Linked DNA regions of Homo sapiens: region 2 is linked to region 1. Evidence: read pairs that join two places in POLR2A ChIA-PET (ENCODE). Cell type or tissue: Caco-2. All regions are shown on one strand. Links, peaks and the distances in the headings refer to the core of each region. The heading gives the core; the rest is flanking DNA. Region 1 overlaps CCDC3 (coiled-coil domain containing 3). Region 2 overlaps CAMK1D (calcium/calmodulin dependent protein kinase ID).

Evidence for each region. Peaks named below come from ENCODE experiments on the same cell type or tissue, not always from the same donor. Only the 100,000 strongest peaks of a DNase experiment are listed, where the experiment ranks them.
Region 2: POLR2A ChIA-PET joins it to region 1 with 10 read pairs; 2 of 35 experiments call an interaction of 5 or more read pairs at or near these places.

What each region holds. Positions count from the first base shown.
Region 1 is chr10:12,908,010-12,922,378 of GRCh38, forward strand. The region is part of intron 2 of CCDC3 (coiled-coil domain containing 3); the gene reads right to left. It overlaps LOC105376418 (a long non-coding RNA gene), which reads left to right. Exons shown (of 3, transcript XR_001747367.3): 2 at 340-394. Among named protein-coding and RNA genes, the nearest start is that of CCDC3, 87 kb to the right of the region's middle. RefSeq lists an enhancer at 8,032-8,572. In Caco-2, for the core only: no CTCF peak of the experiment used is centred there; a DNase peak (open chromatin) is centred at 1,983.
Region 2 is chr10:12,550,292-12,562,622 of GRCh38, forward strand. CAMK1D (calcium/calmodulin dependent protein kinase ID) reads left to right here. Exons shown (of 11, transcript NM_153498.4): 2 at 2,934-3,065. Among named protein-coding and RNA genes, the nearest start is that of MIR4480, 22 kb to the right of the region's middle. RefSeq lists an enhancer at 2,662-3,162 and a silencer at 3,401-3,598. In Caco-2, for the core only: no CTCF peak of the experiment used is centred there; no DNase peak of the experiment used is centred there.

The DNA.
Region 1 (14,369 bases), core at 1-4,000:
GGGGTTAAGTCCTGCTGATGGCCCATGATTAAAATCAGGAAACATTGAGCTGTCTTGGGTGAATTGCCTGCCATCAGAGGAAAGGGGAGTTTATTAGCTAAGTTCTACTACAGAGATCATAAAGCCACGTCTTCAGATAAATCTACTACAAAGGTTTCCCAAAATGGAGTCTCCAGGACACTCGTCTCATTAGATGTTTACGTGGGGACCAAAAGGGTGGTTCTGGTTAAAAAAGTTTCAGAAATGCTGCATATTATGGCTTCCTCTGTGATGTAACACTTAGTATCAGCTGTGCACATTGGTCCTGCATTAAACCTCTCTAACTTTGTTTTACCCCAGATCTCATCGGTCTCTGGTGGAGATCTCCAACATGCAGCAAGAATAGACTACAAGAGTGAGTGTCAAGGCTGCTCAGTTACGAGCGGTCTCCTGTGTTTCTCCCAGGGAGTTTTGCAAACATTTTATCTAGTCTGTGATACAAAGAAGCCTGGGAAACACTAGGTCATGGAATACTGATTTCAACTCTAAATCCTTTTTCTAGAACTACCAAGGGGTAGAAGGGTGCTGAAATCACAGATTCTTGGCTAAGAACTGTGATTTTTCTTTTTTTTTTTTTTTGAGACAGAGTTTCCCTCTGTTGCCTATGCTGGAGTGCAGAGGTGTGATCTCGGCTCCCAGGTTCAAGCAATTCTCCTGCCTCAGCCTCCCAAGTAGCTGGAACTACAAGTGCATGCCACCATGCCCGGCTACTTTTTGTATTTTTAGCAGAGACAGGGTTTCACTGTGTTGGCCAGGCTGGTTTCAAACTCCTGACCTCGTGGTCCATCCGCCTTGGCCTCCCAAAGTGCTTGGGTTTACAGGTGTGGACCACGGCGCCTGGCCAGAACTGTGATTTCTTAATGCTGACCACTGTCCATGGTGAGTGCAGAGAAGGTGTCCAGGTGTAGTGGGAAGGAAGATGTTCTACTTTTATTTTCAGGATCCCAGAAAATCCACATCACAGTGGATGGGGCTCTGGTCTAGATGCAAGGCTCCATCTTCCTGGTATCCTTGGACACTCATGGTCCTGTGAGTTACAGCATCTGAAAGACATCTTCCAACCTTGGATGCCTCTGCTTGTTTAGTCAAAGCCTCCTTGGGCACCTCAGTCCTTAGCCAGTCACGGCCAGTTAATTCTCTCCCTTGAAAACAGCAGGAGGGCTATAAGGGCACTACAGCCTGGCTGATGCAGGCATTCCCTTGGGAAGGAAGAGTGACATTCATGGCCACTGACCATCGGCCCTCAGATGTGTGTATGCTCAGCCTCCGTGGCATCCCAGGCTGCAGGGGAGGAAGGGCAAAAGGACCTGATGATGTTATCTTCTCCCCACCGTGCCCAGCAGTTGACAGGTGGCTGCCAGTGGGGCACCCGGGGGCCATGCTTACTCCTGCCCTGCCCATGGAGTGTGGGTGTGCCAACCCGGGCTGAGTGAGGTGCACTGTGTCCCCCATCAGCTCTGTAAGCTCCATGTCTTGGGTCATTGCTGTTGCCCAAGGGAAGAACAGGTCATTGGCCCAGTCAAAGCTTACCCCTTGCTCTGTGGACCCCTGTGCTTAGTGCCGGAAGGGCTCTGAAGTCAGGCTCTCCCTTCCGGTGTCAGGGCAAAGCAATGAGGCTGTGGAGAGTGGAAGGCTGAACCGTGGACTAACGGTGCAGGGTACCAGGTCTCCCAAGGAGGGGGATCCTAGACAGGCACTGACCCAAAGCCAAAGCTGTCCTGCTCCCTCCCCACTGGTGCTATCCACCTGACCCATCTCTAATCTGATGCTGGTTTCCATGGGGTACTTTTCAGGGTCTAGGGTATTGGGTAATTAGGGGCCAGTCTCCAGCTCTTCAACTGAAAAAGGCAGTGAAAGGCCAGGCTCCACCTTCCTCCCAAGGGCTGGGGTGTGTGCCTGTATCCTCAGTACTGGCTGAAAACCCCAAGGGCTCCTGGCCATCCGCCCTCCCGGGGAATGCGATGGGAATTTATGAGCTGTGATCATGTTCATGTTTACTTCTCAGAGACTGATGACTTGTCCACACAGCCACATCCAGGTCCTGCTTCAGCTAAGAGTCTGTTTATTTGGGAGAATTTATCAAACCCAGACACAGGCTTTTTTCTGCTACTGAACCAAGACAGGTGGCCCTGGAGTTGAGATAGCCCTAGAGCTGACTCTCCTTGGATTGGAAAGAGCTGTGGGTGCAATTTAGCAAGACCTTGCTTCAAATGTGGTTGTGCCGCTTGCTGGCTACGTAGCTGTTTTCCTTTTTAAGGCAGAGATACTGATAATGAGAAAAAGCATGGTGTATTTGGTGTGCCTTAAAGCCATTCAATGTCGAATGCAGTTGCTGCTACATATTGCCAGACTCAGTCCATAACCATATGTCCCCAAATAAATTCTCAGTTAATATTTTATTTGGTAAAAATATTATTGGAAAACCTATAAACAACAGATGACAAGCACAATGATACGTGTTTCTGCCAATTCAAGGATTGTCCTTCCTGGCTTGGTATCTGGCACAAGTCCTTGCAAACTTGCAAGTTTCAATAACTAGTCAGAGCAAAAAAAAAAAAAAAAATTTTTTTTTTTTTTTTGACACAGAGTCTTGCTCTGTTGCCCAGGCTAGAATATAGTGGCGTGATCTTGGCTCACTGCAACCTCCACCTACCGAGTTCAAGCGATTCTCCTGCCTCAGCCTCCTGAGTAGCTGGGACTACAGGCACCCTAATTTTTGTATTTTTAGTAGAGGCAGGGTTTCACCATGTTGGCCAAGCTGGTCTCAAACTCCTGACCTCCAATGATCCACCCACCTTGGCCTCCCAAAGTGCTGGGATTATGGGTGTGAGCCACAGAGCCCGGCCAAGGGCAAAATTTATATGTGGAAGGCAGTATAATTACAGAATCCTCCCCAGTGCATAGTTGCGGCCAGCCCCTGTGAAATGAATATTATCTGTGAGAATTTTAAATATGTCTGAATTACTGTTCCATTCTATAAACGACCACAGTTATTCTTAGCGACCTCTTCAACAGTTTGCTGTTCCATCTTTCTGGAAGGCCATTCCATGACTCTGCAAGGCAGGTTCATTCTCATCCTGGTTCCTGTGTCATCTCTGCAGATGTGTTCCCTTGTCACCCCATAAGTCACCTCTCCTAATGAGGCTGTTGCATCACCTGCTTCTCTTCAGTGCCTTATAACATTGTTGGATTTCCTTATTAATGGCTAATTTGTTCTTTCTTCCACTAGACTAAAAAACGGGGACTCTATCTCTGGTTTTTACTGCCATAGCCCTAGTGCCTAATACTGTGCCTGACACACAGTAAGTCCTCAACAGAGTCACTGCTGAATGAAATAACACATTCTAAAGCTAATATACGCTAATGTTTTTTTGAAAATTATAAACTAATGAGAAATGGGAAAAAGTCACCTATAATCTCACCACTCAAAGACAACTTGCATTTCTATTTTAGTGGCATGATTTCTTAAACCTGGTTATAAACACTGTATTTACTTTAACATTTTAAAAATATTTAAATTGACAAAATTTATATTGAACATGTACAACGTGATCTGAAATATGTGTACACTGACATGGCTAATTAACGATGTATCACCTCACATACCATTTTTTTGTAGTGAGAACACTTAAAATCTATTTTTAACAATGTTCAAACATACATTGTATTGTTATTAACTGTAGCCACCATGATGTCCATTAGATCTCCTGAAGTTATTCCTTGTAACTGAAATATTGTACCCTTTGAACAGCATCTTCCAATACCCCTTCCAAGTCTCTGGTAACTGCCATTCTACTTTTTGGTTCTTTTAGCTCATTTTTTTTAGATTCTACATTTAAATATTAATAAGATCATGCAGTACTGGTGCCTGGCTTATTTCACTTAATATCCTCCAGTTTCATCCATTTTGTCACAAATGATGGTATATCCTTTTTTAAGGGTGCATAGTATTCCACTGAGTATATACACATCATGTTCTTTATCGATTCATTCATTGACAGACACTTTAGTTTGATTCCCTATCTCGACTATTGTAAGTAATGCTTCAGTGAACATGGGAGTGTAGATATCTCTTCGACATACTGACTTTGGATGTATACCCAGTAGTGGGATTGCTGGATCATACAGTAGCTCTGTTCTTAATTTTTTGAGAAAACTCCATACAGTTTTCCATAATTACTAATTTACATTCCCACCAAGTGCACAAGGGTTCCCTTTACTCCACATCCTCACCAACACTTATCTTTTGTCTTTTTGGTAATAGCCCTTCTAACGGGTGTGAGATGATATCTCATATTCATTTTAATTTGCGTGTCCCTGATTAGTGATGTTGAACATTTCTAAATATACCTGTTGACCATTTGTATGTCGTCTTTCTAGAGGTCTATTTAGGTCCTTTGCCCATTTTTTAAATCAGGTTGTTGGCTTTCTTGCTGTTGGGTGTTTGGTTTCTTTTGGTTATTAACCCCTTATCAGATGTGTGGTGTGTAAATATTTTCTTCCATTTCGTAGGTGTTTTTTTCACTCTGTTGATCATTTTCTCTGCTGGACAGGAGCTTTTTACTTTGATGTGTTCCCATTTGCATCTTTTCCCTTTAGTTGCTTATGCTTTTGTGGCCATACCCAAAAAATGATTGCCCAGACCAATGTCATGGAGCTCTGCCCCTGTGTTTGCTTCTGGTAGGTTTACAGTTTCAGGTCTACGCTTAAGTCTTTAAACATTGAGTTGATTTTTGTATATGGCGTGAGATGAGGGCCTAATTTCATTCTCTGCACGTAGATACTCAATTTTTCCAGCACCGTTTACTGAAGAGACTGTCCTCTCCCCGTTGCATGTCTTGGCATCTCTGTCGAAAATCCATTGACCATACACATGGATTTATTTCTTGGCGCTCTATTCTGTTCAATTGGTAGATTTCTATTTTTAGGCCAGTGCCATCCCGCTTTGATTACTATTGCTGTGTAGTATATTTTGAAATCAGGTAGTACAATGCTTCTTTTTTTCCCCTCAAGATTCCTTGGCTATTCAAGGTCTTTTGTGGCTCCATATGAATTTTATGATTCTATTTCTATGAAAAATTCCATTAAGGTTTTTGATGGGGATTGCATTGAATCTGTAGATCACTCTGGTAGTATAGACACTTTAACAATATTCTTCTAATCTATGAGCACAGGATATCTTCCCATTTATTTGTATCTTCAGTTTTTTCCATCAATGTCTTATAGTTTTCAGTGTACAGTGGTTTCACCATTTTGGTTAAGTTTATTCCTAAGTATGTTATTATTTTGTAACTATTGTAAATAGGATTGTTTTATTGATTTCTTTTCCAGATAATTCATTGTTAGTGCATAGAAATACTACTGATTTTTGTGTGTTGATTTTGTATCCTCAGACTTTACTGAATTTGTTTATTAGCTCTAATAGTTTTGGGTGGACTCTTTGGGTTCTTTTTGTGTGTAAGATCATGCCATTGCAAACAGGGACAATTTGACTTCTTCCTTTCCAATTTGGATGCCCTTCATTTCTTTCTCTTGCCTAGCTGCTCTGGATAGAACTTCCAGTACTATGTTGAATAGAAGTGGTAAGAGTGAACATCTTTGTCTTATTCCTGATCTTAGAAGAAAAGCTTTCAACTATTCACCACGGAGTATGATGTTAGCTGTGGGTTTGTCTTACGTGGCCTTTATTGTGTTGAGACACATTCCTTCTATACCTAATTTGTTGAAAGTTTTTTTATCATTAAAGGAAGTTGAATTTTGTCCAATGGTTTTTCTGCATCTATTGAAATAATCATAAGGTTTTTGTCCTTCATTCCATTAATGTGATGTATCTCATTTATAGATTAGTGTATGTTGAACCATGCTTATATCCCTGGGATAAATGTCATTTGATCATGGCAAATGATCCTTTTAATGTGCTGTTGGATTCAGTTTACTAGTATTTTCTTGAGAACTTTTGCATCTACGTTCATCAGAGATTTTTGGCTTGTAACAGCTTCTTTTTATAGTGTTTTTGTCTGCTTTTAGTATCAGAGTGATGCCATGTACGGTGAGTTTGGAAGTATTCCCTCCTGTTCAATTTTGTGGAAGAATTTGAGAAGAATCAGTATACTTCTTTAAATGTTTGGTAGAATTTAGTAGCAAAGCCATCAGATCCTGTGATTTTCTTTGATGATAGACTTTTTACTGCCAATTCAATCTTCTTACTCATTACTGTTCTGTTCAAATTTTCTGTTTACTCATGACTTAATCATAGTAGGTTGTATGTGTCTAGGAATTTATCCATTTCTTGTAAGTTATCTAATTTGTTGGCATATGATTGTCTGTGGTAGTCTTTTTTAGTCATTTGTATTTCTGCGGTATCAGTGTAATTTCTCCTCTTTCATTTCTGATTTTATCTTTTGTTTTTTCTTTTGAGACAGAGTCTTGCTCTGTCACCCAGGCTGAAGTGCAGTGGCGTGTCCTTGGCTCACTGCAACCTCCGCCTCCTGGGTCAAGCGATTCGCCTGCCTCAGCCTCCCAAGCAGCTGGGACTACAGGCATACACCACCATGCCTGGTTAATTTTTTGTATTGTGTAGAGCCGGGATTTTGCTATGTTGACCAGGCTGTTTTCAAACTCCTGGCCTCAAGTGATCCACCCAGTTAGCCCTCCCAAAGTGCTGGGATTACAGGTGTGCGTGAGCCACCATGCCTGGCCTGAGTTGTCTTTTTTTACTTAGTCTAGCTAAAGGTTTGTCAGTTTTGTCTTTTCAAAAAACCAACTCTTTATGTTGCTGATCTTCTGTATTATTTTTCTACTCTCTCATTTATTATTATTTCTTTCCTTCTAACTTTGGGCTTAGTTTGTTCTTCTTTTTGTAGTTCCTTGAGGTAACACTAGATGTTTACTTGGCAAGTTCTTTTTTGATGCAGGCATTTATTGTTATAAACTTCTCTCTTAGAACTGCTTTTGCTGCATCCCGTAAGTTTTGGTATGTTGTGTTTCCATTTTCATTTGTCTCATGACACTTTAAACATTTTTAAAATTTTTTTCTTTGACCCATTGGTGTTCAGGAACATGTTGCTTAATTTCCACATATTTGGGAATTTCCCAAAATCCTTATAACAGGAAGAATTTTTCTGAAACCAGAATTGATTTCTGGTTTCAAACGATTGTGGTTAAAAAAGATACTCAGTAGGATTTCAGAATTTTTAAATTTATTATCTATCCTGGAGAATTCTCTGTGTGCACCTGAGAAGAATGTGCATTCTGCTGCTGTTGGATGGAATGTTATATATATGTCTAGTGGTCCATTCATTAAATGTCTTGTTTGGGTCATTCATTTTCCTGATTGGTTCAATTGTTTTTCTGCATTTTGCAGGGTGGGGTGGGGTCACTGACCTTCCTTAAAACAATTATTTTGAATTCTTTGTCAGGTAGCTCATAAATCTCTGTATCTTTAGAGTCAGTTACTGGTGCTTTATTTTGTTCCTTTGGTGATGTGATTTTTCCATGATTGTTTTTGTGGCCATAATTTGGTGTTTGCACATTTGAGGAAGTAGAGATTTATTTCAGTCTTTGTTTGAGAAAGCCTTTCACCAGTAGCCTGTCCAGAGATTCTGGGCAGGCTGTCTTGTGTGGTCATGGGTGGGTTTGCTACTGGAGCCTTTGGGTAGGCTGGCCTGGTGCCTGGATCCACTACGGTGAACTTGTTAATTGGTACTGTGGAAGCCAGCCTGAAGCCTAGGTTCACAGAAACTGACAAGGTATTGTGGTGGACCTTGACCCTGGATCTGTAGGTCTTGGCCAGGCACTGGGACAGGCCTGGAGCCTGAGTCCATGAAGGCAACCCTTGGTCTTGAGACCATGGGTGCTGACCTGGCACCAGGGTCTGCAGGGTGGACCTGGGGCAGGTATGGAGCCTGGGTACCTGGAGCCATGGGGGCTAGTCTGGAGCCTGGGTTCACAGTGGATGGTCCTGGAGCCTGGGTTCTCAAGGACAGGCCAAGCACTCGATTGTCCTGGGACAGGCCTAAACCCCTGGTCTGCTGGAGAATAGCAATGCAGGGGCTGCCCTGGCACTGGGCAGGCCTGGAGACTATGTCTTAAGATGCCAACCTGGGCCAGGCGCAGTGGTTCACGCCTGAAGTCCCAGCACTTTGGGAGGCCAAGGTGGGCGGATCACAAGGGCAGGCGATTGAGACCAGCCTGGCCAACATGGTGAAACCCCGTCTCTACTACAAATACAAAAATTAGCTGGGCATGGTGGTGCATGCCTGTAATCCCAGCTACTCAGGAGGCTGAGGCAGGAGAATCTCTTGAACCTGGGAGGCGGAGGTTGAGCTGAGATCGTGCCACTGCACTCCAGCCTGAGGGATAGAGACAGACTCCATCTCAAAAAAAAAAAAAAAAAAAATTGACAGCCTGGGGCCACGGGTGCCAACCTGATAGTATGGTGGGCTCAAAGCCTGAAGCTATGTGGACCAACCTGAGGCAGGAGAATCGCTTGAACCTGGGAGGCAGAGGTTGCAGTGAGCTGAGATCACGCCACTGCACTCCAGCCTGGGTGACAGAGAGAGACTCCATCTCAGAAAAAAAAAAAAATTGCCAGCCTGGGGCCAGGGGTGCCAACCTGGTACTATGGCGGGCTCAAAGCCTGGAGCCAAGTGGACCAACCTGGCTCACATCTGATCTGGAACCGGAAGTAAGCCTGAAGTCTGGGGCCATGAGGACTGGCCTAGCACAAGGCTGGCCTGGAGGCTGGGTCTGTGGCTGCTGGCTTGCTGAGTAAGGCTGCAGGGGCCTGTCTGGTGCTGGGGTGGATCTGAAGCCTGGAGCTATGAGAGCCATCTAAGTGCTGGAAGCAGTCCAGAGCTTGGGGCTACTGGGTTGGGCCCGGAGACCAAGTCCATTGGGCAGGTCGGGTGCCAGAGCAGGCCTTTATGCCCAGTGCAATGGTACCAGCCTGGAGTCTGGGGCTGTGAGGCCCTTGCATGGCACTGGGTTTTTCTGGGGCAGGCCCAGTGTAGGTCTGAGGCGAAGTCCAGAGCTCACTTCCCTTACCTTCCCCCAAGTGGAGAGGATCTCTCTCCATACTGTGCTGCCCGGGGTTGGGGGAGGTGATGTTGGAAATGTCCTTATTTCTTCTTCTTTTTTTTTTTTTTTTTTTTTTTTTTTTTTTTTGAGACAGTCTTGCTCTGTTGCCCAGGCCGGACTGCAGTGGCGCTATCTCGGCTCACTGCAAGCTCCGCCTCCCGGGTTCATGCCATTCTCCTGCCTCAGCCTCCTGAGTAGCTGGGACTACAGGTACCCGCCACCATACCCGGCTAATTTTTTTTTGTATTTTTAGTAGAGACGGGGTTTCACCGTGTTAGCCAGGATGGTCTCGATCTCCTGACCTCGTGATCCGCCCACCTCGGCCTCCCAAAGTGCTGGGATTACAGGCGTGAGCCACTGCGCCCGGCCAGAAATGTCCTTATTTCTATGCCACATTGAGATACTGTGATCTCTCACCTGGTTTTCCCAGCTCTTGGGAAGGTGTTTTCATGTAGGGAGAGTTGTTCAAACTGATTTTCTGCGTGGGAGATGAGTGGTGAAGAGTCCTCTTTTGTCATCTTGCTGACATCCTATTTCTTGGAACACAGTGTCTTTTAGTGTGAATTTCGCTTTCTAAAATTTACATGGTATAAAAACATTGCAACCCGAGTTTCATTATTCTGATGGCTGTAATCATTTCAGATGACTCTTTACTTTACCGTAGTCCTTTTGTTGAGTCTGTGGGCTGTTACTGAATTTTGTACTTTCCTAAAGATTTTGATGTGCCACGTTTTTCTTTATCAGGATGATTTCTTTAGGATTGACACTCAAAAGTGAAATTACTAGAAGTTATGAACATTTCTTAGAAGTATGGCTTTATGTTGCCAAGTTGTTTTTTAAAAATGTCATACTGACTGAAGGTTTAACTTTTCAAATTCCTGAGTTTACCTAGAATCTAGTTGGGTATATGGTATGAAGGGAGTATATAAAGCTTTTCCAAGTAGCAAATCAATTATTCTCCCATATTTTATTAAATACGGCTCCCTTCCCTACCCATCTGTATTACCTCCTTCTTTAGGATTCTTACATATGCTAAGGTCTGATCGGACCCACCTTGTCCTGTTTAGCTATGGGTTAATAAGTACTCCAGTGCCATATGACTTTTGTTAAATTAGTTTTATAATATATGATGTGATAGGATATTCCTTTTTCAAAAATTTCTTGGCCAACGTTTTTAAAATACAGAAGGATTCTATAAAGATCTTAAAATATAGTATGAAACCTTTGCAGTTCCATACAAGCTTTGAATGGATCAAACACTACAAACTGTATTAGACTATTGCAAAGTTATACTTTAGTTCTCTGATCAGTTTCTATGCCCATTATTTTTCCTTAAAGACACTTGATTCCTTCTGTAATTCCTAATCAGGGAACCAAAGCCATAAAATGTTATGCTTCATTCTGGATTTAACCTATAAAAGTTGCATTTCCCCTTCTTCTCATTACCTATCTAGAAAAATATGCACAGATGTTGATAACAGGATGATCACTGAAAAAGCAGGAATGACTTTAAGACCCATGTGTAGGAGAACAGTTAAATAAACTGCAGCCCATCTACCCCATGTAACACTATGTGTGATTAAACAGATGGAAGGGGGAAGGCTTCCAACATACATTATCGAGTAGAAAAAAAAGACACCAAGTTGGCCGGGCACGGTGGCTCATGCCTGTAATCCCAGAACTTTGGGAGGCCGAGGCAGGTGGATCACGAGGTCAGGAGATCAAGACCACCCTGGCTAACACGGTGAAACCCCATCTCTACTAAAAAAATACAAAAAATTAGCCATGCATGGTGGTGGGCGCCTGTAGTCCCAGCTACTCGGGAGGCTGAGGCAGGAGAATGGGCGTGAACCCGGGAGGCGGAGCTTGCAGTGAGCCGAGATTGTGCCACTGCACTCCAGCCTGGGTGACAGAGCAAGACCCCATCTCGAAAAACAAAACAAAACAAAAAAGACACCAAGTTCTAGCACCATTCCTATAGTATGTTACCATACAGTTTTTAAAATGCCCACATAATTATTTTTTAAGGGTCTATGTATTATGTGTGTAAAGACCTAGGCTGGAAGGGTCTTTATTGTTAGAGTGAAAAGGAAGCTGTGTTTTTACTTGCAATGCTTACATTTTTACACAGATCATGTATTTGTACATGCTTTGCTTGTGTAACTAGAAATGAGTACTATTGGCCAGGCAAGGTGGCTCACGCCTGTAATCCCAGCACTTTGGGAGGCTGAGGCCGGCGGATCACTTGAGGTCAAGAGTTTGCCATCAGCCTGGCCAACATGGTGAAACCCTGTCTTTACTAAAAATACAAAAATTAGCTGGGTGTGGTGTTTTGTGCCTGTAGTCCTAGCTACTTGGGAGGCTTAGGCAGGAGAATCACTTGAACCCAGGAGGCAGGGTTTGCAGTGAGCTGAGATCATGCCACTGCACTCCAGCCTGGGCTACAGAGCAAGACTGTCTAAAAAAAAAAAAAAAAAAGAAATGAGTACTATTTTAAGAGTCACACTCTTTAAAGGGATTATCGGCTCCGGGGCTGTATTCCTCTTGCAGTCGCCTTGATGCCTTTGCATCTTGCAGCTCCTTCCATGCTCAGCACAGACTTGTGGCCCCACAGAGTGCCCGGGGTGGGTGGGGGGTGGGCGTTAGCCCGAGATGGCATGCAGCTCCCAGGGAGATGTGCTATGATTAAATCCTTGCCCTGCAGGGATCACAAAACTTGGCAGTTGCCAGTTTATGTAAGAAAAGCTATGCTCAGGAAAGAGAGAGGGAGTTTGACCAGGGATGGGCAGTGACTTGGAGCCTGATCATGAGTGGAATTGAGGCTCCCCAGCCACCAGTCACAAATTCCATCTAGTGGGCCCGGAAGGGTTCTCAGCAGAAGGTTGTGTCCCATAAAAAAGGAGAAGCTGCTAAACATGCTAAGTGCATTAGTCTGTTTTCATGCTGTGGATAAAGACATACCCAAGACTGGGTAATTTATAAAGAAAAAGAGGTTTAATGGACTCTCAGTTCCATGTGGCTGGGGAGGCCTCACAATCATGGTGGAAGGTGAAAGGCACGTCTTACATGGCGGCAGGCACGAGAGAATGAGAGCCAAGTCAAAGGGGAAACACCTTATAAAGCCATCAGATCTCATGAGACTTAATCACTACCAGGAGAACAGTATGGGGGAAACAGTCCCTATGATTCAATTATCTCCCACGGGGTCCTTCCCACAACATGTACGAATTGTGGCAGTACAATTCAAGATGAGATTTGGGTGGGGACAGAGCCAAACCACATCACTAAGGCTTTGGACATCAAATGTGGACATTTCAGGGCTGGTTCATGGCTGTGGCAGGGAGCAGTTATTTACCCAGGGCAGAAAGTTTCCTCGACTGAGGACTTTATCTTCACTTCATTCTGGTGAGGGAGAAACCATTCTTTGAGAATTTACTACGTATTAGGTTGGCGCAAAAGTAATCGTGGTTTTTGCCATGACTTTTAATGGCAAACTTTAAAAGTTTTAAAAACTTTAAAATGTTACTAATACCAGGCACTGTATGAGAAGTTTTGAACACGTATCTTATTATATTCTGACATTCCACCCATATGGGAGGTTGTACCATTCTCCCTGTTTTGTGGATTATAAAAGCGAAGCTCAGAGCACTGACGTCACTTGCCTAAGTCCCCGTGACAAGTGAAGGAGCTTGAATTGGAAATCAGAAGGTCTATCTCAAAAGGTAGCGCTCCCATGCTCATAACCTCCATGGTAGACTGACTACCTCTAGGAAAACTTGAGGTCTTCAAATAAGAAGATTTATTTTGCAAACCAGGGGCTCACAGAGGAGGGCAGGCTTCAGCAGCCTTGGCTTCCCCTAACCCTCGGCAGCATATGAGAACATTCTCTTTGCAGAACAACTGCCTTCCAACTACTCTCAAGAAAAATGCAGGCAAGCTACATATTATGATATTTGCCTGGGACATCGTGGTTTTAGTTACCAAAAAAATAAAACAACCTTTCCAGCTGACTGCCTTCTCATCTTCTTCCATAATCTCTCTTTTGCGAGCAGTCTGGGTATTCAATTTAAAATGAATTAAGGAGGCAATTGAGGAAGGATGTCAGTCCGAGCTTTTAAAAACTCACAGTTAATGAACATCAAATTCCATTCTAGTCTGCAAGAAGGTAACCTTTTGACTTGTAAACTTTATACATCCTCTGTGCTGTCATCTGTCCCCAAGGCTGTCTGTGTACGTCTGTGGGGAAGGTCAGCCCGGGGCCCAGAGCTGGCCTGTGCAACTTCAGCAGCCAACCCCCTCCCCGACTCGTCCCATTGGTGCCCTCTGATGAACTTGAACCTGGAAGCTCTGTCTCACTGTCACACTTCTCTGACCAGTGCAAAAGCCAGGCCTTATCTTTTTCAACTTTTTCAAATGATCTCTTAAAAATTGTAGCAAAATATACATAACATAAAATTTACCATCTTAACCATTTTAAGTGTACACTTCAGTAGTGTTAAGTACAATTACATTGTTGTGCAACCAGTCTCTGGCACTATTTATCTTGCACAACTATAATTTTTTTTGCATTGTAGTTAACTGCATAGACCATAAAAGTTATCGTAGCCGGTTTCTGTTTTTTGTTTTTTGTTTTTAAGACAGGGTCTAACTCTGTCACCCAGCTGGAGTGCAATGGCCCAATCATGGCTCACTGTAGCCTCGAAACTTCTGGGCTCAAGTGATCCTCCTGCCTCAGCCTTCCGAGTAGATAGGACTACAGGTGTGGGCCACCATGCCTGGCTAATTTTATGTAGAGATGGGTCTTGCCATGTTGCCTGGGCTGGTCTTGAACTCCTGTTCTCAACTCTCCTACTTCAGCCTTCCAAAGTGCTGGGATTACAGTCATGAGCCATTGTGCCTGACCCTATCTTAACTATTCCTAAGTGTACAATTCAGTAGCATTAAGGACATTCACGTTATACAAACATTACCACCATGTACAGTCCAGGCTTTATCTCTGACTCCCATTCCTCTTATCATCTGTTCAGCTTCTGCCTTTACACACTGACTTCCACTTCTCCAGATGGTTCTTTGCTCTCTTACATGAGTGCCGTGTTTGTGAATCCAGTCTACAGCGTGAGCTGCCCACGGAGCACAGGCTCCCAAGTTACCCGCACTCGGACGGGCTTCTGCAGACCTGGGTGGGAGCTCCCATCTGTGCCAGTTCCCAAAAACTCCTCCTAGCCCAGGCCCTGCATCCCACCCTCCCATCT
Region 2 (12,331 bases), core at 2,540-6,539, 360 kb before region 1:
TATAAAACCACCCATGGTGCTTGAACCTTGGTCTTTCCCCAGTGATTTTTCTCCTACTCTAACATAGTTCTTGTTCTACCTCCCGGAGGGTAGTGAGGGGGAACACGTACCTCCTCATTCAGGGTCTTGACCCACCTAAGAACTCTGAGGTGCAGCCACCTGTCTCCCCCTGGCTTAGAGATGAGTGAGGAGGGATGGTGCGTGGGCTCAGGGGCCGTCTCTGGAATTGTTATGATTTGGGTTTCCTGGACAAAAGCCGTTGGCCATGGCCGGTGTCACTGGGAATGTCTGACTCCATGTATCCCTCTGTGATAAACCTGTGGTGGGTCTTTATGTGTTTATATTTAGTGATGATTGTTCTGGCAGGTTCTAGAAGGTTTGGCTTCTGGCTTGTAGTGTTTTGAGGGGAGAATCCTATGGGTGAATAATTTGTGGATTTGGGCAGAAGATCCTGCTTCTGATGTTTTTCATCTGGGATATTTTGTGGAATGACTATGTTCTGCCCCCTGGGCTTGTATAATTAAAAATAGACCATGAAGCTATAGACAAGCTTCTCTCGTGAGCATCCATGTGCCAGTGGGAACGCTGTCCTGAAGTTAATTGCACTGAGTGGAAGTGAATTCCTCTCACTGGAAAGGATTTTTAAAACATGCATTTAGCGTCCCTTGGATTGTGACAGAGTGTGCATTGCTGTCAGGTGGGCAAGGAGAGGAGGAGGAAGGGTGTTCCCCCTGTTCAGGAATCTCTTTGACAGTGACTAAAGTAGGGGTCCCCAACCCCTGGGCCATGGGCCAATACCGGTAGGGTATGTGGCCTGTTAGGAACTTTGCCACACAGCAAGAGGTGAACAGCGGGCAAGCAAGCAAAGCTTCATCTGTACTTACAGCCACTCCCCATTGTTCACGTTACCGCCTGAGCTCTGCCTCCTGTCAGATCAAGGACTGCATTAGATTCTCATAGGAGCGTGAGCCCTATTGTGAACTGTGCACGCGAGGGATCTAGGTTGCACACTCTTTATGAGAATCTAATGCCTGATGATCTGTCACTGTGTCCCATCACCCCCAGATGGGACCGACTAGTTGCAGGAAAACAAGCTCAGGGCTTCCACTGATTTCTACGTTATGGCAAGTTGTAGAATTATTTCATTATACATTACTGTGTAATAATAATAGAAATAAAGTGGCTGGGCGTGGTGGTTCACACCTATAATCCCAGCACTTTGGGAGGTCGAGGCGAGTGAATCACTTGAGGTCAGGACTTCGAGACCAGCCTGGGAAACATGGTGAAAATACAAAAATTAGCCAGATGTGTTGGTGGACACCTGTAATCCCAGCTCCTCAGGAAGCTGAGTCAGGAGAATCGCTTGAACCTGAGAGGCAGAGGTTGCAGTGAGCCGAGATCACACCAGTGCACTCCAGCCTGGGCAACAGAGCCAGACTCCGTCTCAAAAAAATGAAATAAAGTGCACAAGAAATGTAATGCACTTGAGTCATCCCAAAACCACCCTCCTCTCCCGGGTCCATGGAAAAACTGTTGTCCATGAAGCTGGTCCCTGATGCCAAAAAGGTTGGGGACCATTGGACTGAAGAAGGTAGGGCCTGAAGACCTGGTATTGCCATAACACTGGGGCTTCCAGTGGTTTCTCTGGACACGGGAACGTTGGTTTCTTGAAGCAGGAGTTGAAAGTCTTGGCACAGAGAACGACTCAGTGGGCTGTGGTACTTCCCTGTGCACAGAGCCCAAGTTGCTGGGATCTGGAGGATCCGGAGATGATGGAGGAGGCTGTTCCATGCCAGGGTTATTAGTGGAGTTCTGCACGCAGGCCTTGCCTACCGTCAGCAAAGGAGGTGGCCCTGGGGTGCTGGCTCTGGGGCTCCCAGATCATAAGGGGCCCCTCCAGAGAAGTGGGCTCTCCAGCCCCAGATGTTCTGGTTTTAGTTTGTTGCTCTGCCGTTGCAGAGTGAAATGTGTATTTTCAGGCAGGACAGTCTTCCCCACTCCATAGCCCTTGCTTGTTAGTTTCTTTGGTTTAAAAAGGATACAAGCTGCTCGGTGAGCACTTGCACCCCATGACCAATTAATTACCCTGTGTCTGTACCACCTGCAATACCGCTCACACCCAGTCCTATCCTTACCCAGCTGGGAAGAGTCCAGTGTTTGCAGAGCGCTCTGAAATTTCCTCTAGATGAAAAAGCCTGTGAGGACCTGGGGATTTTAGTGTGACTTTCTAGTCTGTTTGGAGGTGGGAGAGCTGACACCGGCAGAAGGATCCAGTCCTTTTCTGTAGGAGGAACCTCTTGTGGGAGCGTTCTTGTTGGCTCCAAAGTGACGCCACTGTGTTGTGTGGCAAGTGGTACCGGGAGGTGGCCTAACTGTGTTGACCTCCACATCCGCATGTCCCTTTGCAGGAAGGCCTGCTTGCCCCTGTGTATTTCCTTTTTGAAAAACTTTTATTATCATTATTTTTTGAGACAGAGTCTTGCTCTGTCGCCCAGGCTGGAGTGCAGCGACACGATCTCGGCTCACTGCAACCTCTGCCTTCCAAGCTCAAGCGATTCTCCTGCCTCAGCCTCCCAAGTAGCTGGAATTACAGGTGCGTGCCACCACCTCTGGCTAATTTTTTGTATTTTTAGTAGAGACGGGGTTTCATCATGTTGGCCAGGCTGGTCTTAAACTCCTGACCTCAGGTGGTCTGCCCGCCTTGGCCTCCCAAAGTGTCGGGATTACAGGCATGAGCCACTGCGCCGGGCTGCCCCTGTGTATTTCTTTGCACAAAGATGTTTAGCAAGGAGCCACGGTGGATAAAAGTAACAGTAATGCTTACAACTGTGCCGTCGTTATTGTTTACTCAAACTTCGGTGGTAGGGTGAATGGAGCCATTGTGAAACTGGACTTCTGCATCTAAGTGTTCTTTTTTCCTTCTTTGTTCACAGCGGGGCCTTTTCCGAAGTGGTTTTAGCTGAAGAGAAGGCAACTGGCAAGCTCTTTGCTGTGAAGTGTATCCCTAAGAAGGCGCTGAAGGGCAAGGAAAGCAGCATAGAGAATGAGATAGCCGTCCTGAGAAAGTAAGTGCTGGAGGGCAACCCTCCTCCCTTCCCTACCTCCTGGCCCGTGTGTCCTGCAGGAGTCCTGCCCCGGAGGCAGACTTTCCCCGGGGGCAGAGGGGCCCCCAGAGGACCCAGGCTGTGCAAACGATAACCAACTTTCAAAGCACTTTTCCCATAGACCTCTCGTGTCTTAGAACATTCACGGCCATGGTTGGGAGTAGTTCTCAATTACAAAGAGCACAGCTGTCAGGCAGACTTGCTTGTGAACCGAGACCCTGCCACTCACCATATCCGAGTGACCGTGGGCCGGCTACAGAGCCCTGAGTCTTCTCTGTAAAATGGAGTTACCGGCGTCTCCCTGGCAGGGTGTTGTAAAGATTTGGTGAGATGCTGCTTACTAAGTTTTTGTGAAGTGCTCACTGCAGCACTCGCCACATAGGAAGTGCTCAGTAAAGGTCTGTGCTGTCGCCACCGCTGTGAGTACTGTTGCTGTTATTACTGCTTTATTTATAATAAGGTGATGAAGCTCACAAAATAGAGTCACGTGTCCAAAGCCTTGCAGCTCCTATGTGGCAGAGCCTGGAATACCAACCCGGCCAGTGTTACTTCCACACGTTCCGATGGTTTCTCCCATTCTCTGCCACAGACATGGCGCCTGGCACCCAGCAGGCTGCGTGGAGTTCACTGTTTCAGTGCTTACCTCCTCATTGAGTTTTATTTTTGCTCACTGTGTGTAATAGAAATAAAATAGATTTTTCTTTCTTTTTTTTATTTCCTTTCTTTCCCTCCCCACTCCCCTCCCCTTTGCTCCCCTCCCCTCTCCTCTCCTTTCCTTTCCTGACAGAATCTCGCTCTGTTGCCCAGGCTGGAGTACAATGGCGCAATCTCAGCTCACTGCAACTTCCACCTCCTGGCTTCAAGCGATTCTCCCGCCTCAGCCTCCCGAAGCTGGGATTACAGGCATCTGCCATCATGCCCAGCTAATTTTTGTATTTTTGTAGAGATGAGGTTTCTCCATGTTGGCCAGGCTGGTCTTGAACTCCTGACCTCAGGTGATCCGCCCGCCTTGGCCTCCCAAAGTGCTGAGTTTACAGGCATGAGCCACTGCGCCTGGCCAAGATTTTCATTTATTTCTATTACACATGGGGAGCAAAAATATAAGAAAGTCCTCTCTTGTATAATGGCACACATAGAACCATTCATTTTTTCTTTTTTTCTCCAGGCAGGATCTTGCTCTGTTGCCCAGTCTGGAGTGCAGTGGCAGTCTTGTCTCACCGCAGCCTCAACTCTTGAGCTCAAGTGATCTTCCCACCTCTGGCTCCTGAGTAGCTAGGACTGTAGGCACACGCTATTATGCCTGGCTAATTAAAAAAAAATTTTTTTTTTAAGAGATGGAGGGCTCACTGTGTTGCCCAGGCTGGTCTTGAACTCCTGGCCTCAAGCAGTCCTCCTACCGCAGCCTCCCAGATTGCTGGGATTATAGGCATGAGCCATGGCGCCTGGCTCCCAGAACCATTCTGATGTGTCTGGATCCATCCCAGCGATGTTCTTTCATAAGTGTGGTGTCCACACCGTTCCCCACACTGTCATGATTAAGCCATTGCCCCGTCATCTCCAAAGGTTTGGGGGAACAAGCCCTTGTATGGTACCTGATTTTGCATGTTTGGAGTGTGTCTGAGCAGTGTGCTATGGAAATTTTTAAGAGTTGCTATTAATAAAAGATGTTGGAAATATCCTTGAAATTTTTGGGGTTTGGAATCAGCACATAGCAAGAATCTCTGTACAGATAAGCAAAGCAGAATGAGAACAAGCCTTCTAGGGCCTCAACACAAAATGTCACGCTCCTCACATTCTTTCTGAATAAACCGTCTCGCCCACTCCTCTCTTACTGGGACCAGCAGTGTCCACCCAACGATGTTCAGCCATCATTTGCACAAACCCAGCACTGCTGAGAGGGCCAGGACAGTCTGTCCTCTTCTGACCTTTGTGTAACTCACAGAAGAAGCTACAGCATGCGGGATAAGTGTTTGAGAACAAACAGGTCTCTTTAACTTTGTAGCTTAAGGGTTTTGCTTATTTGTTTGGTAGTTTGGTCGTTTCTAGGTTCTCTGGATTGTCTATTAGGAACCCAGTGAGTTTCAGGTTGTCCTGAGGAGGATTGCAGGAAATGATTGTATGGAAGAGAATCTGGGAAAACAAATTAAGTATATTAGCATCTAGCAGGAAAACACGATGTTAATGAGACATTTATTTAAATTGCTCATTTTCCAATGTGAAATCAGTACTTGGAGAAGAAGTTATTTGCTGGTGACATTAAGTTGCAGACACATTACAGATATTTGACATTGTAGATTGAATTCTGGGTGGGCCCAGAGCCTTCCAAAGGTTTTACGTTGGGCACAGGGGCTGTCTGTTGATGGATCGAGGGTGATGACTGTATTTTGGTGTGATTCCCTTAGGGCTGAGAAGTACAAAAGGGGAGGAAGTCAGTTTCATTTTTTAGCATTATTTTTCATTTGCATGAGCAGAGGCCATGGATGCAGGCTTTATAAACCAGTCCTGTTGATGCCGTGGATGGTCTGCTTTAATTGTCTTCACCCTGCGCCTCACTCAAATAATCACTTCCAGGGAGAGGGCATTTAAAAACCAAGGAGGGCCAGAGGGCTGGAATAACTTGTTTTGATAGTTGTTCAGTATCCGCTGCTGGAGTACCTGGAAGCGTGACCCCTCTTTCAGGAGTCAAGAACAAAGAAGTGATTTCTCCAGGGATGCGAAGGTGATCTATAGTAACTCCCGCACTGACTTTTTTTTTTGGTCCTCTGCAAATGATTTACATATGGAGTAAGAGGCAGTTCCACATCATGAGCAGCTGAAAGCAAAGTCAATGAGCTAGAAAGAAAATAGTTTGAAACCACTCAGAATGTTGTCATGGAGACATTCATTCATTTAACAAATATTTATTAAATTCTCACTGTGCAGCAGGCCGCACTGCTGGGCACTGAGTTTAGATAAGGTGCTCTCCTTGCCCTCTGGGAGCTCACAGTTTTGTCACTAAGTACGTGCAGTGGCATTGCAGATGCTGTGTAGTAGCATGGCCAGGGCCTCAAGGGTAGGGGGTGCTGTCTTCTTCCTTTGGGGTGGGATGGGAGGAGAGGATTCATGGAGGAGGAGGGCCTGGACAATGAGCATAGTTTGCAGGGTCAGAAACGCAGAGGGACATTCCATCCAGAAGTGGCAGCCCAAACAGAGGTCAGGAGATAGGAGACAGAAAGGCTGGTGTGCTGGGGAACTCTCCAGGGCAAAGGGTTCAGGGGGAGGCCTGGAGACACCTAAGGTTGGAGAGGTGGGATTGTGGAGGGCCTTGTGTACCCACTTTGAACTTCATCCTCTAGACACGGGGGAGCCATCGGAGGGTTTTGATGAAAGGAGCAACATGATCAAGATTAATTTTTGAAGATTGTTGCGGCAGAACTGAGAAGAATGGACTGGGGGGCCAGGACTCTATGTATGTAGGGAGAATAGTGAGGAGGCTGTTGGAAGAATCTGGTGGAGAAATGAAGAAGCAGCACATTAACACAGAAGCTCTGGAGTTGGGATGGAAGAAACAGTTATGAGTGTGTGAACACAGTGGAATCTGTAGGACTTAGAGATTCGGAAGGAATGGGGAGAGCAGGGAGGGAGACGGAGGATTCCAGGAGGGCTGCCGAGTTTCTGACATGGATGCCTGGGTGGATGATGACCCCATTCACTGAGAACAGAAATACCAGAGCGGGAGGGCAGGTCAAGAGTCTGGACATGCTGAACTTGGGGGTTGGGAGGATGCCCTGGTAGAGAGGTCCAGTTGACTGTCCAGTTCTGGAACTCAGATTGTGATCTGGACTTGCTGATTGGTAAAGTTTTTCAGACACAGCATGTAAGAAAAAAGTCCTGGCCGGGTGCCACGGCTCACGCCTGTAATCCCAGCACTTTGGGAGGCTGAGGCAGGTGGATCACGAGGTCAGGAGATCGAGACAATCCTGGCTAATACGGTGAAACCCCGTCTCTACTAAAAATACACAAAAAAATTGGCCGGGTATGGTGGTGGGCGCCTGTAGTCCCAGCTACTCGGGAGACTGAGGCAGGAGAATGGTGTGAACCCGGGAGGCAGAGCTTGAAGTGAGCCCAGATCGCGCCACTGCACTCCAGCCTGGGCGACAGAGCGAGACTCCATCTCAAAAAAAAAAAAAAAAAAAGAAAAAAGAAAAAAGTCTTTTGATGATTTTCATGACTAAGTCATTGTAGACAGGATCCCAAATAGACTGCCTTAAATTCCAACGTCTTTGTTGATTTCCACACTATTTTTGCTTATTTCCTGACTGTTTGTTGATTTCCACGCTATTTGTGTTTGTTTCCTGGCCATTGGTTTATTTCCACGCTATTTTCCATGGAAGTAGGCCCATTTGAATCCCAGCTGCTGGACCACCAGGGGACTGCTAAGCCGGCCCATTGGAAAGACTGCCTGCCCCCCTTTATGCTGAGTTTATTGTAGGCTGAGAAATTTATTTATTTCACTGGACTGAAGTGATGTAGCTAACATGTCCTTAAGGATGTCTTTGTACTTGCTCTGGAAATTGTTTCAAAATGAATTTTCTACTTGATCAGTAGATATTAAATGAAGCTCAGAGGGAAACATTCTGATAAACATGGAGGTAGGCTGTTGCTCTGCAGCTGTGAGGACCGGCAGCCTTGCTCTGGCATCAGCGGCTGGATCTAGAAAATTCAGCATAAGCTACTCTAGATAGAACAGTTAGTTGTGATCCCACAACAGAGTATTTTATGCGGTATGGAATAAACATCATCGGTGTTATTCTCTTTGGGTTGGATTACAGAGTTTATGATTTCTGTGGCATTATTTATTTCGAGGGCAGGCACTGCTGACATCTAATTTCAAAACTTGACCGGCACGGTGGCTCACACCTGTAAGCCAGCACTTTGGGAGGCTGCTGTGGGTGGGTTGCTTGAGGTCAAGAGCTTGAGACCATCCTGGCCAAGGTGGTGAAACCCCATCTCTATTCAAACTACAAAAATTAGCTGAGCGTTGTGGCGCATACCTATAATCACAGCTACTTGGGAGGCTGAGGCAGGAGAATTGTTTGAACCCAGGAGGTGGAGGTTACAGTGAACCGAGATCGTGCCGTTGCACTCCAACCTGGGTAACAAGAGCAAAACTCCATCTCAAAAAAAAAAAATACAATAATTTCAAGGTAGCACTTAAAGTACTTTTGCAGGAGTAGAAAGGCAAATATATCAACAGTCTACATTTAAATGAGAGGTGAAGAGAGAGGGGGATGCATAGATTGGAAAGTGGGGGCTGAGAGAAGCAAACCAGCTGTGTCTGGAGCAGCCCATTTACTAATAGTTGGAAAAACTGAGGCTCAGTTTGGTGGAAGGGGTACTGTCTGAATGAAACATGGCACCAGAATTCAACATGCTGTTCTGATGCCTGCTTTGTAAGCTGCAGAGATTGTCTTGCCTTGGGGAAGTGACCCTGGCAGGAACTGATTTGAATTGGCATGTTTTCGTCTATCTGGGTACACTGAGGAGTCTCAGATGATGGTCTCTGCCTCTTTCTCTCCAAATCAGTGTTTCTCAGCCCTGGCTGCACCTTAAAATCACCTAGGAAGCTCTTAAAATCATACTGATTAGCCGGGCACGGTGAGTGGCTTATGCTTGTAATTGCAGCACTTTGGGAGGCTGAGGCAGGAGGATTGTCTGAGGCTGGGAGTTCAAGACCAGCCTGGGCATCATAGTGAGACTCTGTCTCTATAAAACAATTAAAAAACTAGTCAGGTGTGGTGGTTGCCAGTAGTCCCATCTACTCTGGAGGCTGAGGTGGGAGGATTGCTTGAGCCGAGGAGTTTGAGGCTGTACTCCAGTTTGGGTGACAGACTGAGACACCATCTCTAAAAAAATAAATAAAAGGAAAAAACAAAAATATTATGCTGATGCGCAGGCCCCATTCACGACCAATCGAGTCAGAATTGGAGGTAATGGCAGGTGCTGGAAAATTGAAAAAGCATCTCCCCCACCCGCCACCCACTGATCCTAACTCATAATCAGTGTGATGTCAGAACAACCACTCTCCAGCCCTTGTCCGCTGATTTCACCTCCCAGGGTGGAGCTGCTCCGTATGATGACTAGGAGTGTGGGCAGATGTGTACAGATGTGTCCGCAGGCAGAAACACAAGCCAGGCAATGTTTCCTTCAGGAGAGGCTTCATTGAGAGGAGCGAACTCAGATGTGCTCCCTTGGAAGAGCTGAGTTTTGTTTTGAGAGTGGTGAATTGACTTGAGTCCATCATCCCATCATTGAGGAGCAGGCACCAGCCACTGACTGGGCTCAGGAGTGAGAACCTCGCTTCTCAAGGGTGGCTGAAGAAGTACGGGCAGTAGTGGCAGTGCCAGGCCTGGGGAGGCTGGGGTAGGGTGTGGTCGAGTCAGCACGCTGCAGTGCCAAGTACTTCACAAGAGGGTGAGGACTGCTAAAGGCAGCAGGTGCCAAAGCCCAGGATGCTGGGCTGGAGTCCCTGAAATCCCTGGGGCCGAAGTCAGGATGGATGGCAGGATGTGTGGTGGGAGAGTGAGTTAGCACCTCTGTCATGGGAAGGGCGGAGCCTTATCCTCCAGTTACCTTAAGGCAGACACCTTCCTCTCAATGCGGACCAGAGGGAGGGCAGCTTCTGCAGCCAAAGAAAGCAACTGCTTTGGGATTAGGGAACAGCCCCCAGAGAAAGGCTTTGACGTCGATGAACTCTGGAAATCTAGCCTGCCCCTGCTCCTGCGGCTTTGTTCTGAAGGGAGGCTGGCCCTGTTCACTTGTTTAAACCACTGCCAAGTGCCAGTCTTTGTGCCTGTTAGAGAAACTGACACTTCAATAGAAATTCATCGATTGGGGTCCGGGCGCGGTGGCTCACGCCTGTAATCACAGCACTTTGGGAAGGCGAGGCGGGCGGATCACCTGAGGTCAGGAGTTAGAGACCAGCCTGGCCAACGTGGTGAAACCCCGTCTCTACCAAAAATACAAAAATTAGTCGGGCATGGTGGTGGGCGCCTGTAATCTCAGCTACTCGGGAGCCTGAGACAGGAGAATTGCTTGAACCCAGGAGGTGGAAGTTGCAGGGAGCCAGGATCGCACCACTGCACTTCAGCCTGGGCAACGAGAGGAAAACTCTATCTCGGAAAAAAAAAAAAAAAAAGAAGAAGAAGAAAGAAAAAAAGAAATTCATTGATTGGGGCTGAAGATAACCACTTTGCCAATGACTGAAAATGGCTAAGCTGGTAAAGCTAGTCCTTGAATTTCTCAGGCACCAATACAGCTTTTTAAGGATCAATCTGAGCTGCTTAGAAGGGTCTAAAAGAGAGAGAGCTCCTCTCTGGAAAGCTCGCACTGGAATGGAGAACACAAGCAGGAAATGTGAAAAGTAACGGTTGAAAGCCTTACTTATGATGACACATAGGGAGGCAGGTGCATATCTTACAATTCTAGACACTTGGATACCTTGGGAAACCATATTGAAAGTTACCTTGATTTCTTTCTTTCTTTCTTTTTTTTTTTGAGATGGAGTCTCGCTCTGTCACCCAGGCTGGAGTGCAGCAGTGCGATCTCGGCTCACTGCAAGCTCCGCCTCCCAGCTTCACGCCATTCTCCTGCCTCAGCCTCCCGAGTAGCTGGGACTACAGGCGCCTGCCACCATGCCTGGCTAATTGTTTTGTATTTTTTTTAATAGAGACAGGGTTTCACCGTGTTAGCCAGATTGGTCTCGATCTCCTGACCTTGTGATCTGCCTGCCTTGGCCTCCCAAAGTGCTGGGATTACAGGCGTGATTTCAAATAAAACCATGCAATCCCCATAAAACAGGCTTTGAGGGATGCAGTAAGTTATTTAGTGATGGTGGTGGCGGTGGTGTGCGTGGTTAAAGCCGAAAACTTGCCAAGCTTTGGGCACGTACATGTGAGCCTGTCTGCTGAATGAGCTTAGGCTTTCTGGAATCTTAACACAATACACCCTGGACCTGTGAAAACCGGGCTCTGCGAAGCCTTTAATCACCGAGAAGAGTTGACATTGACAGGTCTTCCATAATGATGGCCCTTCCTTAGCAGTTCAGAGTCCCGCCTTATTTAGTGTCCTTCCTCCTTTTTGCTGCATACCTACACTTTCGTATTCTGGGAGCTGTGCTGAACTTTCCCCTAAGTCCGGAGACTTCCCCTGCCTGGTTGGCAGTAAACTCAGCTTTGTTTCTGACCATTATTTGGTGATCGTTGTTTATTTCATCCTAACTGTGCATGTCTGTAAGAGGAAATAGAAGTGGTCTAATGCCAGTGCAACTTTCTAGACAAGAGAGAATATATTTGGTGCTTCTAGTGGCTTTCTCATGGTGTTTTGTCCCTTGCAAAAATCAAAAACATTTTAAATTTGGTTTGAGATCCAGAATCAATGCATTTCTGTTAATTTCTTGGACATTGCTTATAGCACTCCCTGAATTGAAGGAAAATACAGTTGGTTATATCCCATACTACAAAACAAGGAATTGAAACTATCTTGAGTAGGCATGTTGGTTTATCTCTCCAGGGTCCATGTATCTCTGGGGCCTCTTCCTGCCTAGGGTTTCTGCTTCCCAAATAGTGCACCTGGTGTGGTTCTTGTGGATGTTAGTGTCTTATTCCATTTTCTGTTGCTATAGCATAATACTTTGATCCTAGGTAATTTACAAAGGAAACAGGGTTCTTTAGCTCACATTCTGCAGGCTGGGAAGTCCAAGATCGGGTGGCTGCCTCTGGTGAGGATTTTGTGCTGCTTTATGGCATATGGCAGAAAAGCAGAAGGGCAAGTGAGTGTGTGCAAAGAAAGGGGAGGTGAAGAGACCACCCCCCCTTAAAACAACCTGCTCTTGTTAGAGCTAACCTAGTCCCATGAGAACTGCATCCATCCCTACATGATGGCAGATCCCTCATGACTGAAACAATTCCTAGCACTGCTGCATTGAGGATTTACGTTTCCAACACATGAACTGTTGGAGGACACGCTCAAAGCATGGCAGTTTCCCTTTCTTTAGTTCCTTCTCCCACAGCACTGTGCAAATGAGTATTTAAATGCCTGTCTGATAGTCACCCTCACTACCTTAATTCCAAAAAGTCCCCTGCTTAATAGAATCCAAACTCATTTGCAAACGAGCCCCCGACTTTGTGATCTACCTCTTTGGTTTTCATCTTCCCACCCCTCACCCCATGTTTCAGTTTAGTTCTCCT